2 separate regions of the Homo sapiens genome follow, and region 1 is linked to region 2. A link is an interaction called in ENCODE POLR2A ChIA-PET data of the cell type or tissue named here. Cell type or tissue: HCT116. All regions are shown on one strand. Links, peaks and the distances in the headings refer to the core of each region. The heading gives the core; the rest is flanking DNA.

Region 1 (5,379 bases), core at 135-5,134, 500 kb after region 2:
GGCCGGTGCGGTGGCTCACGCCTGTAATCCCAGCACTTTGGGAGGCCCAAATGGGCAGATCACTTGAGGTCAGGAGACCAGCCTGGCCAACATGGCAAAACCCCATCTCTACTAAAAATACAAAAATTAGCCGGGCGTGGTGGCTGGTGCCTGTAATCCCAGCTATTTGGGAGGCTGAGGCATGAGAATCGCTTGAACTCAGGAGGCAGAGGTTGCAGTGAGCTGAGATCGTGCCACTGCACTCTAGCCTGGGAGACAGAGCAAGACTCCATCTCAAAACAAACTTAAAATAGAATAAAATAAAATAAGAATCCGCCCCCCTCCCCGCCCCAGTTGGTGTTTCAAACCCTGAGACTTGGCCTTGGAATTCATGGGGTGATGAGGACCCCACAGCCAGAGGTGCCAGGCGTTCCCTGCCCCAACCCCAGAGCAGGAGGCCATCATTAAGGCAGGCCAGCCAGGTGGCTTTTCAGTGCCAGCCGTAGCTGAATATATTAGGCAGGGAGACAGGCAAGGGTTTGTATGAGACCCACAGAAGGAACAGGGAATATGCTGGTCTGGGTTCAAGTCCCGGTTTTGCTGGTTAGCCGTGTGCCTCTGGGCAAGTTTATTCCTCTGAGGCTTAGTTTTCCCATCTGTAAGATGGGCATAGAAGTGGTCACTACTGGCTGGGCACAGTGGCTCACGCCTGTAATCCCAGCACTTGGGGAGGCCAAGGCAGGTGGATCACCTGAGGCCAGAAGTTTGAGACCAGCCTGGCCAACATGGTGAAACGCTGTTTCTACTAAGAACACAAAAGTTAGCCAGGTGTAGTAGCATGTGCCTGTAATCCCAGCTACTCGGGAGGCTGAGGCAGGAGGATCGCTTGAACCTGGGAGGCAGAGGTTGCAGTGAGCCGAGATCATGCCACTGCACTCCAGCCTGAGCAACAGAGCAAGATTATGTCTCAAAAAAAAAAAAAAAAACCGAAGTGGTCACTATCTCCGAGGATGGTTGTGGGATTCAGAGAGCCACTTGGATAGGATGCATAGCATGGGGCCAGCCCACTGACACCCCCCAGTAAACGTAGCCAGTGCTATTATTACTGTGCTGTTGTTTAACCCTCCAGAGGGGAAGTCTCTTGAGAGGCTGTCCAGGGCAATGTTAAAAGCTTGGGGTTTGAAGTCACTCAGACCTGATTTCGAATCCTCTCTCCCTGCTTCTCGTGCATTTGGTGACGTTGGGGAAGCCACCCCACCTCTCTGAGCCTCAGCTTCCCCGTCTGGAATTTGGGGATGATCTTCGTGGCTCCTGGGGTGTGCGACGAGGCCTTGGTTGATGGTGGGGCAGAGGTAGCCTAGCCCCAGGAACACAGTAGGTCCTCAGCTGGGGAGAGTTCTACTTGGAAGTCTTGCTTCTCCTTGTCCCAACCTGCGGGGCTGTGGGAAGACCCCTCAGCTGGTGTGTGGCCTCACCAGGTTCCTTCTAAGAGGATGCAAAAGCAAGTTTTCATTTGACTCGGTTTCCCAGAATGTGCTCTCAGAGCCCAGGCCAGGCAGGAGGCTCTTGAGAAAAGGACAAAAAGACATGGTGGCTCACACCTGCCATCCCAGCACTTTGGGAGGCCAAGGTGGGAGGATTGCTTGAGGCCAGGAGTTTGAGATCAGCCTGGACAATATAGCAATACCCTGTCTCTACAGAAAAAAATAAATTTAAAAGGCGTTTTTAGCTCAGGCTTTGCTGGGTTCTAACCTGGCTATTGTCACTCAGCTTTATCCTAACATAAAAAAATAAACAAATTAGCAGGGTGTGGTGGTATGCCCCTGTGGTCCTAGCTACTTGGGAGGTTGAGGCGGGAGGATCGTTTGAGCCCAGGAGGTTGAGGCTGCAATGAGCTATGATCGTGCCACTGCACTCCAGCCTGGGTGGTGGAGCGAGACCCTGTCTCAAAAAAGAAAAAAAAAAGTGGCAGGGAGAAGGAAAGGAAAGGACAAAGAGGTTCACAGCTGATCTCTCCCTGAACCTGCTCCTTCCGTCCCCATCTCTGTCAGCCCCATCTTTTCAGGCTCAGGCCAAACCCCTCGGTTACCCTCCCAGTTCCTCCAGTCACCCATGAATCAGATCTTGCAGGAAACCCTGTCAGCTGCACCTACAGAACCTCTCCAAAATCTGAACTCTTCTCCCCGTCCACTGCCCCCACCCTGCTCCAGCCCCCTTCCCCTCCCCTCTGGACATCCCAGAGCCTCCTCCCTGGCCTCCCTGCTCCCATCCCTGCCCCCCAATCATATCCCACAAAGGGGATATGACTCACTCACTTAACCGGCAATTCTGGAGGGTCTTAAAACCTGGCTGCCTCAAGAGGCTTTAAAATGTTATCAGATGGGGGCCAGGTACAGTGGCTCATGCTGGTTCCCCACTTGCAGCCAGAGGGAGCTGGTGACCACCTGAGTCAGGTCAGGGCCCTCCCCTGGCTGCACCTCACACCAGGTGCCAGCAAAGCCCTGATGTTGCTCTATTTCTAGCTCCCACCTGATCTGCCCCTCCCTGGCTCACTCTGCTCTGGCCTCCCACTGTTCCTGGAGCACTCCCCCCAGTCCCCCACACCAGCCTTGGGATCTTTGCATCTGCAAGTCCCTCTGTCTCCGTGCTGATCTCACACACCTCCTGACACTTTCTCACCTCCTGCAGGTCTTTGTTCTTGCACCACCTTCCCAGGGACGCTCTCCTTGCAGCGACTGAAAAGTGCAACCTCACCCCACCCTCCATGCCGGCACTCCCCTCCCTCGGTGGCATTTTATTTTTCTCTGTGGCCCCTTCCTATCTTGTGACACATAATATATCCTACTTATTTGTCCCTTTCTTGATTTGTCTCACCTACTGAGCTTTGAGTTCCACAGGGGTCGGGGTTTTTGTCTGATTTGTTCATTGCAGTGGTGATTTGTTCACTGCCTAAAATAGAGCCTGGCAGGTACAAAGTGTTTGGTAAATAGAAATCAATACCCCAGGGTCTGTGACCTGACTTAGGTGTTAACAGGTTCCTCTGAGGTGTGTGGGGAACAGACTGAGGGGTTTCAGGGGACATCTGTTCTCACCACAAATTGCCCCCCAACCAGCCCCAGACATGAACAGTCTCCCGGGAGCTCCCTCTAGCCTTCTCGTATATCCCAGCCCTGCCTCATGTCACAATTTGTAATGATGTGTTTGGCTGGGTGACATTTTATGGCCATCTGTCTCCCTATCCCCTATAATGTGGTTTGCCGAAAGCAAAGCCCAGGACTGTCTCGGCCATCTGTGTCTCCAGGATCACCCCTCACTGGGCATGGAGTATGTGTCCAGTTAACGCTTGCTGAGTGAATGAATGAATACTCCATCCTCTGCCTGGAGAATTACGCACTTTAGCATATCCAAGGCTCTGACAAGTCCTGCATAAAAGAGCATTATTGTTTTCTTTCTTTCTTTCCTTCTTTCCCTCTTCTTTTCTTTCTGACTATAGGATATTGATTATCAATCTGGCAATAGTCAAGATTGGCAGTCTGGTGTATTAGTCAAAGGTTTTCAGCCTACAAAAGACAAAAAGAAAAAATAAACTGGCTAAAAACAAAAGGGGATATGATTTACTAACTCACTTAACCGACAGTCACAGAGGTTCTTCAAACCTGGCTGTATCAAGGGGCTTTAAAATGTTATCAGATGGGGGCCAGGTGCAGTAGCTCACGCCTGTCATCCAGCACTTTGGGAGGCCAAGACAGGCAGATCACTTGAGGTCAGGAGTTCGAGACCAGCCTGGCCAACATGGTGAAACCCCGTGTCTACTAAAAATACAAAAAATTAGCCAAGTGTGGTGGCATGTGTCTGTAGCTCCAGCTACTCGGGAGGCTGAGGCAGGACAATGGCTTGAATCCGGGAGGCGGAGGTTACAGTGACCCAAGGTTGCACCAGTGCATTCCAGCCTGGGTGACAGAGCGAGACTCTGTCTCAAAAAAAAAAAAAAAGTTATCAGATGGGAAATGAATTCCGATATTAAAAATTGATATGTATTTATACTATATTATTAAAGTTATTTTTCATAAAACATAGAAGGGTAAGTTTAAGAAATGAGAAGTATTTATACCAAAATGATTAAATATTATTTAATTTAAAGATATAAATGTCTTGTTGGACAAATAATTCAAAATTTCCATTAGACAGGAAAAATAAGTTCAAGAGATATATTGAACAACATGGTGATTATAGTTAATAACAATATATTATATACTTGAACATTGCTAAAAGATATTTTAAGTGTTCTCACCACACACAAAGGGTAGTGCATGTGTTAATTAGCTTGATTTAGCCGTTCCACAACGTATACATATTTCACATCATCTTGTACACCATCAATGTATATAATTTTGTCAATTAAAATAAATACATATTTTAAGGCCGGGTGCAGTGGCTCACACCTATAATCGCAGCACTTTGGGAGGCCGAGGCAGGCAGATCACCTGAGGTCAGGAGTTTGAGACTAGCCTGGCCAACATGGTGAAACCCCATCTCTACTTAAAATACAAAAAAATTAGCTGGGCATGGTGGTGCATGTCTGTAATCCCAGCCACTCGGGAGGCTGAGGCAGAAGAATCGCTTGAACCCGGGAGGCAGAGGTTGCAGTGAGCTGAGATTGCACCACTGCACACCAGCCTGGACAACAGAGTGAGACTCCGTCTCAAAAAAATAAATAAATAAAAATAAAATAAATACATATATATTTTTGAGATGGAGTCTCACTCTGTCGCCCAAACTGGAGTGCAGTGGCACGATCTTGGCTCACTGCAACCTCTGCTGCCCAGGTTCAAGCAATTCTCCTGCCTCAGCCTCCCGAGTAGCTGGGATTACAGGCACCTGCCATCATGCCTGGCTAATTTTTGTAGTTTTCATAGAGACGAGGTTTCATCATCTTGGCCAGGCTGGTCTTGAACTCCTGACCTTGTGATCCACCCATCTCGGCCTCCCAAATAAATACATATTTTAAAAGATAGAAATCACTCTGGAAGGAGAGTTAATCTGTTTGATATAATAATAATAATATATTAATATTATATTATAACAATATATTAGTATTATATTCTAATAATATATTAATATTATATTATAATAATATATTATTATATTATAACAATATATTAATATTATATTATAACAATATATTAATATTATATTATGTAATAATAATACTACTCCATATAGCTATGGAAAAGTTCATATGAAGAAACCAGGCTATGATCTACAAACTGGCAACAAATTTGTTCTTCTATTTTCCATATGCTGTCTGTGTACGTATAAAGTGAGAGGTCTTTTTATATGAGTTAAGGGTGTGACCAAAGACAAATGGAAAAAGACAAATGACAAACATACTAATAAAGA
Region 2 (5,379 bases), core at 227-5,226:
TGTAGGGCTCACGTGTTGTAACCTAGTGAGTTACAGAGAAACACCACACTCTGAGACGAATTCAGGTGTCCTTTATTAGCCAGCGACTGAGAGATGGCTAGTGCTCAAAATTCTCTAGGCCCCAAAGAAGGGGCTAGATTTTCTTTTTTACTTTGGTTTAGAAAGGAGAGGGGGGGAGTCTAGTTAAAACAATCTTACAGAAGTAAAGCAGGCAAAAAGTTATAAGGATAAATGGTTACAGGAAAGCAAACAGTTCCAGGTGCAGGGGCTTTAAATCTATCACAGGGTGACAGATGCGGGGCTTTGGGTGTTATCAACCAGATGAATTCCTAGGAACTGCGGATATAGCTTTCCACAGTATCTTATCAGTTAATTGCATCCTTGGATGTGTTGGGAATCTGCTTGCACAAGTCAAGTCAAGTCCTTGAGGAAGGGAGTGGGTAAGGGGCTGTAAGTGAAGGAGCCAAGATGGAGTCTGTCTGGCTCTCTCAGCTAAGGGAGAGTCAATTCAGGTTAAAACAAGGTTGGGTATCACATTCCCCACTTGTGTTTTTGGGGAATCAAACCATTGATTCCTCGGTTATAACCAGGGGGTTATATTGGGTTTTAAGGTACATAAGCTTGACAGAAGCTATATGTTGTTTTACAAAATTAAGAAACCAATTTAACATACAAGGCTCAAAGACTAAGCCTAACAATAGGGGAGAAAGGGTCCAGCTAACCCAGTGATTAGAGTAGTTAGCAATGGATTCCAGTTAAACATGCTTTGGTACCAGGGGGTGTTATTTTCTCGTTCTTGCTGGTGCCTGTCTAGGTTTTCTCAAACTTTTTGGAGAGTATCTTTTATGACTCCAGACTGATTGGCACAGAAGCAACAACTCTCTCCTAGAGTGGCACATAACCCTCCTTGGGAGAGAAATAGCAGATCTAAGCCTCGGCGGTTTTGAAGAACTACTTCAGCTAGAGATTTTACTTGGGTATGTAGTATATTTATGGCTGATTGGAGATTGCTTAAATCAGCATCTACTTGTTGAGACAGGGACATTAGTCCAGTTTCTCCCTGAACCAGGGCAGCCATGCTGATGGCTGCTGATCCAGCTATGCTAAGGCCAGCCAGGAGGGGTACAAGGAGTGGGGTGGCTCGGCAAAACCTGGGATGTAATTCAGGGGGAGCAATAAGAAGTTATCCTTCTGGCCCACTATACACGTAGACCTGGGGGAGTACATGAACCAACACACACAGGAGAGGTCCTGGTTTAGTTCCATTGATGTGGCAAGTGAGACCTGAAGTGCAGGCTAACCAGGTATTGTTAGGTGCCTGGTAGGAGACTGAGGTGCTTAAGGAGGTAAGCATAGACTGATTACAGGTAGCCTGAAAGGGAGAAGCAGATAAGTTATATCCGGTGCTAATTAGACAAGAAGTGTTTCCAGACGTATCTCCTAATGGGAGGGCATGGGGGCATGTACAACAAGAAAGAGAGCCAATTTTAAGTGCGGCTTCTACTCCTAATCCAATATAATATGGGGGTTTGTCCTTTAGGCACAACCAACAATCTTGGGCTAGTTTAGGCTGGGTGAGATTGAGGAGGTGATGTACCCCACCTAGAATGGACATCAGGCTGGGTTGGAGGTGCTGTCATTGCAGGTGAGGTTTGGGGACCAGGAATGGCAGTGGGACAGTTAAATCAACCTTGTCTGGATGTTTTGGGAACATAAGGTCATCTAAATCAGTTAAAGGCCTGATTGGCTTAGGAGGGCTCCATGAGACGAGGATTTTTTTTGGATGGTGAACATAGTTCCAACATCAAATCCCGGGATATAAAGCCTTAATCCCTATGACATGACATAATACCATTGAGCTAAATTAGGATTATGGATGTTTATAGTGAGAGGATTGCAATTTCTCCTAGTACACAGCTTAGGACGGGAAGCACGAGCTATGGAAAGGGTTGAAGATCGAGTTGATGCCCCAGAGTAGGTGGCCAAAGTTACACATGTCCAGTCAGGGCAGAAAAACTGGTAAGAATCTTGACAACTAGAGTTAGGGTGATTTCCAGGACAGAGGTAAAAGTCAACATTCTGAAGTCCTTTTTCTGCACCTTTGGAGTTTCCACATCCAGTCTGGCTTCTGGAGTGTCCAAATTCCACAGCAAAGTCGACGATACCTGCTCCTATGACTGGCAGATTGCATTGTTCTTCATGGGTATGGGCAGGCTCTGGGAACAAAGTACATAAATCAACTGTAAAAGAGACTTCCTTGAGATTCCTGCCTTCCAAGTAGTGTTTGCAAACACACATCCTGCTGTGAAAGAAGTGAGGAGGAAAGAGTAGGATGGGGCAGAAGGCATAATAGGTGGAAACAAACAATAGAGGTAAATAAAAAGAATTAATCTGATGGCTTCACTTGACTTAGGGGCAGTTTTAAGGGGCCTGGCCCAGGCTTGGGGACCCATGTTTCTTGTTGGGCTCTGTTGTCCTTTTTGATGTGAGATTGATGAATCCAAGCTGGAATGCCATCTACTTTCAGAGCCGTTGGTGTGGTGAGGATGACAGTATGAGGTCCTTTTCAGGCAGGAATGAGTCCTTTCTGGAACTTTTTAATGTACATGAGGTCACCCGGCTGGAAAGAGTGGTAGGGCCCCGTCTAGTCAGGAACTGGATTGGGGTGAGCTCCCCGGACAAGCGGCTGGATGATGTCTTGTACCTGTTGGAGAGACTTCCTGATTTTTACTGGCCTGAAGATCCGAAGCCTGTTTTTCCTCCTCTGGGGAATATTTTGGGTGATCTGGCAAGTCAGGTTGCAGAAAGGACACTGCAGGCAGCAGGGTCAGAGGTGCAACAGGGAGACGAGCTGCCTCCTAGGCTGTAGAGTCTGCTTTTTGGTTACCATGGGCAATGGCCATGTCTTCTTTTTGATGTCCTTTGCAGTGAATTACAGCCACCTGCTGGCAGTGCTTGGGCCTACAGTATATCCATCTCTGTAGTGATGGCAGCACCAGCCTTTTGAACTCCCTGCTCAAGGAAGCTGCTACCATCTCTAAACACGGTGGCTTCTGCCTCCTTTAAAGATACCTCTTGGAGATCAGGTCGGCCAGATTCCGTAGTCTCCAACGGTTCTTGGCAGTCATGGACAGGTATAGTAAGGTCTGTCTCTTGGTGGTGGGAGTGGGGATTCACAGGATGGCTTCACACTGGTGAGTGCCCTTTTTCCTTTCTTTATCTTGTACCTTAGGTAGGACACTCTAAGAAGACAAAGCTGGGCCTTTTTGGCCGAGATCCAATACCTGAGCACCTGAAGGAGGTAAAGTAGGTCCCTAGTATGTTGCAGGCAGCTGTCAGTAGTTTCAGTAGCCAATAAGTCATCTACATACTGAAGAATAGTACAATTGGGGTGACTGGCTCAGAATGGTATAAGATCCTGTTGGAGGGCTTCCCCAAAAAGGATGGGGGAATTTTTAAAGCCTTGAGGTAACTGAGTCCAAGTTAATTGGGTGGTATCTCCTGAGCCAGGATCTGTCCATTCAAAAGCAAAGATAGGTTGGCTTTTGGGGGCCAGAGGAATAGCAAAGAAGGCATCCTTTAAGTCAAGGACAGTGTATACTGTATGTTCTGGTGGGAGCAGGCTGAGTAAAGTATAAGCATTGTGGACAGTTGGATGGATGGTAACTGTCCACTTGTTAACCTCCCTCAAGTCCTGCACAGGCTGGTAATCATTTGTTCCAGGTTTCTGGACCGGCAAAAATGGAGTATTCCAGGTGGATTGACATGGTGTGAGTATGCCAGCTTGTAGCAGTCACTGAATATGGAGATTTATCCCCTCTCTAGCCTGCTGACTCATAGGATACTGTTTTATCTGGACTGGCAGGGCAGTGGCCAGAAGTTCTACAACTACTGGCAGATGATGCTTTGCTTATCCCAGGGGGTTTGACTCAGCCCAGACTCGAGGAAACAGTCTGTAGGTCTAATAGGAGGAGAGAATTTGTTTTATTCTCCAATGGTTGTGATGGTGAAACCAAAAGATATTCCTCTGACAGAGGGGTAGTTAGCAGGAGTTGGGCAGTAGGGGGCGTTGTGTCCCCTAACGTGAAGTGAGCCTGCTGGGCTGAGAGATAGAAGCCTGTAACTTATGGAGCAGGTCTCATCTGAGAAGGGGAAGGGGGCACTCTGGGACTACAAGAAATGAGTGAGTTACTCTTTTCTTTCCTAAACTCACTTATCATGAGTGGGTGACAGGATATTCCTGAATAGCTCCTGTTGCCCCTTGTACAGCTACTCTTTTATTAGAGACACTGCCTAAGGGTGTCTGCAGTACTGAGTGTTCCACCTCAGTATCTATTAGGAAGTATACATGCTGGCCCCCCACTGTAGCGGTCACCATGGGCTCCTGGGGGCCAAGTGAAAGGGAGCCCCAGTCCCATCAGTCATCAGACTCCTCCGCTGTGGGGAGGGTGAGGACCTTTTTCTTTTCTGGTTTTTGCTCTGGCTTTAATGGGCATTCCTTCTTCCAGTGTCCTATCTGCTTGCAATAAGCACATTGGTTTTTCTCCAGGGGAGCCCGCTCACCTTTCTTGCCCTTTTGGCTGGGACCCGGGGTTCCCTGGCTATTCCTCTGTGATGGGGGCCCTTACTTTTTGGCTTCCTGGATGGCCACCACTAAGATTTTTGCTTGTCTTTTGGATGCTTTATCAGCAGCTTTTTCAGCTGCCTCAGCTGCCTGTTTTCGTTTTTCAGACTCTCGATTGTCAAAAACTTTCTGGGCTACTTCTAAAAGCTGGCTATTGTTCATTCCAGCAAATCCCTCCGGCTTTTGTAATTTTCTTTTACTATCAGTAGCTGCCTGAGCCACAAACACCAAATTAATAGCACGGCTATTCTTGGGAGCTGCCGGGTCAAAAGGGGTGTAAGTTTGATAGGCCTCCTGGAGACTTTCTAAAAGTGTTCCAGGTTCATCAGGCCCCTGGACAACTTCAGTTGTCTCAGACAGATTTATGGGTTTTTGAGCGGCTCCCTTGAGGCCCACAAGGAGATACCGGTGAAAATCATCTAAAGCCCTCCTCCCACCCGAGGAGTTAGGATCCCAATTAGGCCGGGTAGAGGGAAAAACCTCCTTAACGAGGTTTTGGGCTTCCCCCTCTGGTCTATCAGCTGATGTAAGGAAATACTTTCTGGCTTCTCTTCGGATACAATTCCTCTCTTCAGAGATGAAGAGGGTTAAAAGGCGTTGCTGACAATCATCCCAGGTGGGCCGGTGAGTCTGGAGCATGGACTCCATCAGTGAGGTCAGAACCTGGGGTTTTTCAAAGAAGGGGGGATTATGAGCCTTCCAGTTGTACAGGTCAGAAGTAGAGAAAGGGACGTAAACTAAGAATGGAGCTGAGC

The links. ChIA-PET counts read pairs that join two places held together with the same protein. Peaks named below come from ENCODE experiments on the same cell type or tissue, not always from the same donor. Only the 100,000 strongest peaks of a DNase experiment are listed, where the experiment ranks them.
Region 1: POLR2A ChIA-PET joins it to region 2 with 5 read pairs; 1 of 35 experiments calls an interaction of 5 or more read pairs at or near these places.

Annotation. Positions count from the first base shown.
Region 1 is chr19:35,053,470-35,058,848 of GRCh38, forward strand. The region is part of intron 4 of HPN (hepsin); the gene reads left to right. Among named protein-coding and RNA genes, the nearest start is that of HPN, 14 kb to the left of the region's middle. In HCT116, for the core only: a CTCF peak has its summit at 2,389; a DNase peak (open chromatin) is centred at 2,402.
Region 2 is chr19:34,552,703-34,558,081 of GRCh38, forward strand. LOC105372374 (a long non-coding RNA gene) reads left to right here and starts at 2,792. Exons shown (of 4, transcript XR_935923.3): 1 at 2,792-3,144; 2 at 3,233-3,301; 3 at 3,724-3,770. It also overlaps the pseudogene ZNF807P. In HCT116, for the core only: CTCF peaks have their summits at 2,929 (motif pointing left) and 4,073 (motif pointing right); DNase peaks (open chromatin) are centred at 2,939 and 4,099; H3K27me3 peaks cover 1,450 bases.